Regions from separate parts of the Homo sapiens genome. Here region 2 is linked to region 1. The links are chromatin contacts, found by Hi-C or POLR2A ChIA-PET in ENCODE. All regions are on one chromosome and are shown on one strand. Each heading gives the region's core, a stretch centred on a gene start or an enhancer-like site at or near the end of the contact. The rest is flanking DNA. Distances are from core to core; before and after follow the strand shown.

Region 1 (4,245 bases), core at 1,360-3,859:
TATTTTGGCTTGTGTCTTACGTGTAACTGAACCTAAACTTAACTGACGTGAACTTAAATCCCCTCATTTTCTGGAGGAAAAATTTGAGATCAGGGAAGCAAGTTGACTGGGTAAAGATTACTCAGAGAGTTTACCCAAAAGCTCCGTCTCTCCTAGCAAAACTTTCTGATGATTTTTGCTCATTTCCAATTCAACAAGGATTTCTTGAGCCTATGCATGCAGGATCATGTAGCACAGTAGCGTAGAGCCTGAACCCCAAGGCCAGACTTCGTTTTTGTTTTGTTTTGTTTGAGACACAGTCCACTATGTTGTCCAGGCTGGTCTCAAACTCCTGGCCTCAAGCGACCTTCCACCTCAGGATCCCAAAGTGCTGGGATTACAGGTGTGAGTCACTGTGCCCAGCCAAGGCCAGATGTCTTGAATGCCAGTCTCAGGAATGCTACTCACTAACTGGGAGACCATGAACAATTCCTTAACCTGCCTCTGCCTCAGTACCGCCATCTGTAAAATAGGGATAAGAATAGCACCTACTTTTCAGGGTTCTTATGAGACTAAATAAGTTATAGGTAAGTAGATGTATGAGTAAAGCACATAGGTTAGCTGCTATGGGCACAGACTCTGGTTCAAAGCTCGACTCTGTCACCAGCTAGCTATGTGATCAGGGGCAAGTTATTTAACCTCTTTGTGCTTCTATTTCCTCGCAAGTAAAACGGAGACAATAGCAGTACTTACAAAGCTGTTTTGTGGATTAAAGCACTGCGAACAGTGCCTGGCATGCAGAGAGTGCCAGGAAGCCATGTCCATCATTGTTAATTACCATGTGCTGATGAGCCCTGTACTGAGTGAAGAAGGGGCTCAAGGTCAGGTTGTGAGGTGAATGGGAGAGGGACTGGAGGGACAAACAGGAGATACGAGTTAACATCACTGAGCAAAATCACTGCAGTAATTGCTGTCCAGGTGCTACCTCATTTGTTTCCCCAGTACTCCTAGCAGAGGATATTATTCTCCCCATTTTTCAGTGAGGGAACTGAGCACCCGAAAGGTTGGGTGATGTGAACAAGGCCTCCCTGCTGGGAAGGGTCAGGGCAAGGGTTTGAATCCAGTTCCGTGCCACCCCTCAAAGGCCTCCACCTCTGAGGAAGAAACCTCTGATGCATCCTTCACCTAGCTCACCTCTGAGAATTTGTAGCTCAGAAAGGAACCGGTAATGTGGGCATTTTCTCTCCACTTGCCCTTGCATTTGTCAATACTCACTGTATTTTTATTTTTATTTATTTATTTTTTTTGAGACAGAGTCTCACTGTTACCTAGGTTGGAGTGCAGTGGCATGATCTTGGCTTACTGCAACCTCCGCCTCTTGGGTTCAAGTGATTCTCCTGCCTCAGTCTCCCGAGTACCTGGGATTACAGGCGCCCACAACCATGCCCGGCTAATTTCTGTATTTTTAGTAGAGGCGGGGTTTCACCGGTGGCCAGGCTAGTCTCGAACTCCTGACCTCAAGTGATCCGCCGGCCTCAGCCTCCCAAAGTGCTGGGATTGCAGGTGTGAGCCACCACGCCTGGCCTGTCAATACCATTGTGTTTCTGAGCCTATCCATCCATTCAAGGAGCGCTCACATACAGGTCACTGTGGGTTACCGCTAGGCTGAGATTGTTTTGCTTTTTTAATAGCTTGCCCTGTGGAGCGTGATGATGACTTCCTCTTCTGTCCCCTAAAAGAACCTGAAACTGTAAGTGTGAAAGTGTGGCGCAGGGGAGAACTGCCTAGGCAAGGGCAGCTGGCACGACCCTTCTCACCTCTTCCCTAACATTCCTAGCATTCATGTTACAAGCAAGGGCCACCGCGCCCCCTGCTTGAGCATGTTAGCCGGGCGGTAGGGACGGAGACAGTTCTCTCATGACGTTCGAGTAACCAGGAAACTTCATCACAGGGACAACACCACAGCACCCGAGGACTCAATGTCTAGGGGGAAAAGCTCTGGAGAAAGCGGAGGGTCGGATCATAAAATAATCATAAACTCAGCGTCCCAGACGGCATCTGGGATGGGAAGTACAATGATCATTTAAAAAAAAAAAAGTCTTTGACACTCTTCCTACACCTTTCTGAAATGGCACAATCTGTCAGACCACATCTGATGCAAGGAAAAGCAAGACAGGAGCGCTTTTCCCGGATAACAAAGCCAAGACTCCCATTCCTAAACCCTAGCTCAGGTCTCCATCTCTTAAATCCGAGTGACCTCTACAAACTCTCCCTGAGAAGGTGTCCAGAACCCTTTTGGAAGCGAGGGACAGTGTCACTGTCTTTGGGGTTGACACCTGCTCTGAGTAACTCACGGAAAACAAGTTCCAGCTGGGAAGCCCTTGGACGCGCCACACCTCCCTACCCGCAGCCCGTCCTGTGGCGCCCGGGACTCCAGAGTGCGTTTAGATGAAAGGGGACCGACACGTCAGGGCCACCGCGGGAAGCGCTGAGGGCCACTCACCGGCCAGGGACGCGAAGAGCGCGGCCGCCGCGCTGAGCTGCCGGGGCATGGTGGGCGCTGGGCGAGGTTCTGCAGCGTGCGGCGAAGTCCGGGCAGGCCCCGAATCGGTGCCAGAGAAACCTACCTGTGCCGGAGAAACGAAACCACCTGCTTATGAGAAGCAGCCGAAAAGCCCGCCCAGGGCCGCTGGGCGGGGAGGGAAACTCCGCCGGCCCCCTCCTACCCCTACGGAGCAGGGAGGGGCGGGGACTCGGCGCAGCCGCCGGGGCCCGGGCCTCTGGGACCGTTTACCGCACGCGCGTGGTCCCGGCAGCGCCGGCCTCCTCCGCTCATACCCTGGGTCTCCTCCTTTCTTTTTCTTTTCTTTTTGAGACGAAGTCTCGCTCTGTCGCCCAGGGTGGAGTGCAGTGGCGCGATCTCGGCTCACTACAACCTCTGCCTCCCGGGTTCAAGCGATTCTTCTGCCTCAGCCTCCCGAGTAGCTGGGATTACAGGCATGCACCACCACACCCGGCTAATTTTTGTATTTTTAGTAGAGACGGGGTGTCACCATATTGGCCAGGCTGGTCTCGAGCTCCTGACCTCGTGATTCGCCCGCCTCGACCTCCCAAAGTGCTGGGATTATAGACGTGAGCCACCGAGCCCGGCCAGGGTCTCCTCTTTTATTTCTTTTCTTTTTATTTCTTTTGTTTTGTTTTGTTTTGTTTTGTTTTTTGAGACAAAGTCTCGCTCTGTCGCCAGGCTGGAGTGCAGTGGCGGGATCTCGGCTCACTGCCCTGGTTCAAGCGATTCTCCTGCCGCAGCCTCCCGAGTAGCTGGGGTTACAGGCGCCCGCCACCACGCCCAGCTAATTTTTGTATTTTAGTAGAGACGGGGTTTCACCCTGTTGGCCAGGCTGGTCTCGATCTCCTGACCTTGTGATCCGCCCGCCTCGGCCTCCCAAAGTGTTGGGATTACAGGCGTGAGCCACTGCGCCCGGCCCAGGGTCTCCTCTTTTCTAACAGCTCGGGTACCTTTCTGGGAACCCAGAGACGCTTCTCAGCCGGGAGAAAGCCAGCCACTAGGCGAGCAGGAGCCTAAAAACCCCTAAGCACCCTGACTCCATGTCTTCCCAGGGAGTCTGCGGCAGCCGCGCTCCACGCCCAGGCCTCGCCAGGACCGCGGTTTGCGGGAAGCAACAGGAGCACAGCCCAGAGGCGCTAGGTCTGGCTGGGAGCTCGCGCTGCCGACTCCCCGGCGTGCGGCGTCGGGGAACCTCTAGGAGCCTTGGATTCTTCAGCTGTAAAACGGACATAATAATGCCCACTCCCAGTGTGTTTTTTTATTTTCTTTTTTCTTTTTCTTTCTTTGTTTTTGTTTGTTTGTTTTTGTTTTTGTTTTTGAGACAGGGTCTCACTCTGTCGCCCAGGCTGGAGGGCAATGGCGTGATCTCGGCTCACTGCAAACTTGGGTTCAGGCGATTCTCCTGCCTCAGCCTCCACAGTAGCTGGGATTACAGATGTGCGCCACCACGTCCGGCTAATTTTTTGTATTTTTAGTAGAGACCAGGTTTCACCGTGTTGGCCAAGCTGGTCTCAAACTCCTGACCCCAGGTGATCCGCCCGCCTCGGCCTTCCAAAGATCTGGGATTACAAGCGTGAGCCACTGTGCCTGGCCCCAGGTGGTTTTACAGACCAGAAAATCCTGGAACAAAAAACACACAATATCGTTTTTTTTTTTTTTTTGGAGTCAGGGTCTCGCTCTATCACCCAGGCTGGAGTGCA
Region 2 (3,927 bases), core at 964-3,463, 990 kb after region 1:
AAAAAAAACACAAAAAATTTGGCGGGCGCCTGTGGTCCCAGCTGCTCGGGAGGCTGGCGTGAACTCAAGAGGCGGAGCTTGCAGTGAGCCGAGATTGTGCCACTGCACTCCACCCTGGGCGACAGAGTGAGACTCCATCTCAAAAAAAAAAAAAAAAAAAAAAAAAAAAAGCTGTTTAAATACTATTTGACTTCCAAACATATTACTTTGATAAAAAATGTAAAGAAGGTGAAGGAAAGGGTATGAAGTGACGATATACATAAGGTGTGTGCAGGGGCTAGCAAGTGGGTTCATTTTCCTGGAGTCAAAAATTTGGCCAGGATATGAGACAAAAGGCTGTAAAAGTAGGTAGAGGTTAGATTATGGGGGGCCTTGAATAGGGATATTTGGGGGCTTTGGGGAATGTGGAAAGGTTTCTGAGTAGAAGAGGTATCTGAATGATGTTGTTATTCTAGTGTTAATTTGGCAACAGTGTATAAAATGGAGTAGAAGGAGCCCATACTTAAGACCATAGCATCCAAGGCCCTATGTAATCTGGCGGGTCTATGTTTCCAGCCTCACCTAGGACTGTTCCTTTAGTCATGATGGCCTTCTTATTCCTCAAATGTAACATGTTTATTCCTGCCTTGAGCCTGTATATTGGCTGTGCCCTCTGCCTAGAAGGCTGTCACCCCAGATCTTCTCATAGCCACTTCATCCTTGCTATTTCTAGGTCTTTTTTTCTGGAAGAAGTTTTCTCTAACCAATCAGAAACCTCTTTCTCGTTTTGTTTTGGTTGTTTTGTTTTTGTTTTTGTTTGAGGCGGAGTCTCGCTCTGTCGCCCAGGCTGGAGTGCAGTGGTGGGATCTCGGCTCACTGCAAGCTCCACCTCCCGGGTTCAAGCGATTCTCCTGCCTCAGCCTCCCGAGTAGCTGGGACTACAGGCATGCGCCACCATGTCCAGCTAATTTTTGTATTTTTACTAGAGACGGGGTTTCACCATTTTGGCCAGGCTGGTCTCGAACTCCTAACCTCAGGTGATCCACCTGCCTCAGCCTCCCAAAATGTTGGAATTACAGGCATGAGCCATTGCGCCTGGCTTCCCCTGTCACTATCCCATCACTTTGTTTTACCTTCTTCATAGCAGTGGTCACTCTGAAGTTATGTATTTACAAGCCTATGTGCTTCCCTCCAGCTGAGGGAAGGTCCTGAGAGCAGCCTTGTCTGTCTCGCTATCGCTATATCTCATGCGATATGCCTTATACACAGTAGGCCTTCAGTATTTATTAAATGAATTAAAAGTTAAGGGGTGAGGAGATCTGTGAGGAACCGGCTATACCTAGTTCTGGAGTTCTGGTTTGAGACTTACTGTCTTAGGCATGCATGCATCCACTTATCTTTTTTTTTGGGGGGGGGCGAGGGGGGATGGAGTTTCACTTTTGTTGCCCAGGCTGGAGTGCAAAGGCAGGATCTCGACTCACCGATCTCGGCTCACCGCAACCTCCGCCGCCCGTGTTCAAGCGATTCTTCTGCCTCAGCCTCCCGAGTAGCTGAGATTACATGCATGCGCCACCACGCCCGGCTAATTTTTTTGTATTTTTAGTAGAGACAGGGTTTCTCCATGTTGGTCAGGCTGGTCTTGAACTCTCGACCTCGGGCGATCCGCCCGCCTTGGCCTCCCAAAGTGCTGGGATTAGAAGCGTGAGCCACCGCGCCCGGGCCCCACTTATTCCGCATTCAACCCATTTATTAAACCACTACCTTGCAACTGGACGCTAAGGTTATAGGGAGGAATCAGAACTGGATGCTGTCCTTCTCTCGAGATCAGTTTAGTAGACTCAGTGACAGCAGTTGTGCTTCTCAAGAAACACTGAAGGGCCATGTTGAGGTCATTCTCCTCCAGGGATCCAGAGTCAGACCCACCCTCTTTCCCCAGACCATTTCTGGGGACCAAAGCAATCCCTGCATTCCACTCTTCCTGGACTGCAGAGGAGTCGCCGATCCCACTTGGGTCCGGAGTCAGGGCCTTCAGGGGTCCGGGAACGCCGCCATCCCGGTGAATCTCCCCTTCCGTTTCTAGGGACCCGGGACCGGAGCGCCGCGGCCCGGCCAGTGGGCGGGAAACCCTGCCATCTGCCGCGACGCCGGCGCCTCTCCGCGGCGGCCGGGGGCGGGGCGCGCCGGGGCGGGGCCGCGCCGGGCCGGAGGAGGGGAGCGGGCCCGGACGAAGCCCTGGGCCGGGAGGGCCGCGGCCACCGGAAGAGTCGCGGTCGCCAGTCCAGTCGGGAGAGTGGGGAGCGGAAGCGGCGGCCGCGGCGGCGGCGGGCGGCGCTGGGACCCGGTAGCGGCCGGAGAACAAGGGAGCTGGCGCCGCCAGCAGCCGCCGAGCTGGGTTGAGCCGCTGGGCCGCGCCGCGCGCCGCCGCCGTCTGGGAGGCTCGGCCCGGCCGCCCGAGCAGGCCGCGCGCGGGCCGCCGGGCCCGAGGCCAGAGCCATGGGCGAGACCAAGATCATCTACCACTTGGATGGGCAGGAGACGCCGTACCTTGTGAAGCTGCCCCTGCCCGCCGAGCGCGTCACCTTGGCGGACTTTAAGGGCGTTTTGCAGCGACCCAGCTATAAGTTCTTCTTCAAGTCTATGGACGACGATTTCGGGTGAGGATGGCCCCCGCCCCGCCTCCGGGAGCCCCGGCCGCTCTGGCTTCTAAGGGATGACGCGGTCCGTTTCGACTTGCCTCGCTACACCGGCTCCTAGCCCCGCTCTGACTTCTAGGGGCGACTCGGCCCATTTGGGCCCCTTTGGTTCCAGCCCCAGTAGCAACTCCCGTTTACCTCTGAAGAGGGGACGTTGGCCTCCCTTGTTTAAGGGGACGTCCAATTCCCCACTAGCAATCAGAGTTCCTGCCGGTGCGGTCCCCTTACCTCTTCAGAGACCAGTGGCCCACAGAGACAGACACACCCCCCCTCCACCTAGTTTCAGAGCCCGAGTCCCCCATCCTCCTCCTGCCGAGGAGCCAGAGCCACCTTTTTCCGCACAGACTTGGGTCGTGTGGCCCTCGTTCTTCGCCCCCTTCATCTTTTCAGCAGCACAGCTCCCAGCCATATTTGGAGTATGCTGCATCTGAGGGCTCTGCTGGGACTTTGAGCTGGGGGAGGGGTGTCGGGGGTGCTCGGGCGCCTGGCCGCGAGCGGGGTCTGCAGATCTGATGTTTATCTAGCTGCCTGCCCTCTCCTTTGTGGGCTGTTGTGGGTGTTGTCACCGGAACAGAGAGCCTGACCCCTGCGGAGTAGTCCTCACTGACCCAGGTGCTGATCTTTCCTCCAATTCGGGCTTTTTTCCTCCAGTTGGTGGCCAGTGGAGAGACGTTAGGAAGGGCCTGGGGCCTGGGTGGGATAGCCAGGAAGAGTTTCTTGGTGTTCTCTATCTTCCCCTCCCTGGTGGGGTCTTCCCTTCCACCCAGCTGCAGAGATCTGGACAGGCACAGTTTGGAAGCAGTCACTTTCCCTTTAAGAGGGGATGGAATGTTGGAGCCGGAAGGTTCTGAAGCAGCTGGCCTGGGAAGAGGGGGGCCTGGCTGATCCCCCTCGAACCCCCCCAACTCCCAGGAGACTGGGGGAGGGGGAGGCGCCCACACTTGCCTGCCGCCTCACTAACTGGGCGCTGGGCCTGGAGGCGGTGGGGAAGGCCCCTCCAGGCCTGAAGGCTGCCTCTCCAGCCCTAGCCTGAGGCCTGCACTGCTCTTTGGAGCTGAGGCCCCACAGCCAAGAGGAGACATTCTTCTCCCCAGTGTTCATCTGTCTGGCTTCTCTCCCAAGCCCCTGGCCCACCTAGCACTAGGAAGCAAGCACCTTCTGTCTAATGCCTGGCATGTTTTGCTGTCACCTTCTGCCCTGGAACTCAGGGTTGGATGAGCCCCTGAAATCATGTGTGTGAGAGTGCTTTGTACAG

What was found. Hi-C counts contacts between places; a loop is a spot of excess contacts on that map. ChIA-PET counts read pairs that join two places held with the same protein, here RNA polymerase II (POLR2A). Pooled maps may share reads with other maps.
Region 2: a pooled map shows a loop between it and region 1 (6-fold over the local background). The contact joins the promoter of DVL3 here to the promoter of LAMP3 in region 1. A Hi-C loop is called at or near these places in 1 of 37 single-sample maps with no recorded cell type and 2 of 50 pooled maps. POLR2A ChIA-PET finds 5 or more read pairs at or near these places in 1 of 52 experiments (Caco-2).

Annotation. Positions count from the first base shown.
Region 1 is chr3:183,160,125-183,164,369 of GRCh38, forward strand. It overlaps LAMP3 (lysosomal associated membrane protein 3), which reads right to left and starts at 2,610. Exons shown (of 6, transcript NM_014398.4): 1 at 2,483-2,610. The coding sequence starts at 2,531. RefSeq lists an enhancer at 1,789-1,998 and a silencer at 2,611-2,820.
Region 2 is chr3:184,153,164-184,157,090 of GRCh38, forward strand. It overlaps DVL3 (dishevelled segment polarity protein 3), which reads left to right and starts at 2,214. Exons shown (of 15, transcript NM_004423.4): 1 at 2,214-2,633. The coding sequence starts at 2,473. RefSeq lists a silencer at 2,111-2,460 and enhancers at 2,798-3,675, 3,676-3,927.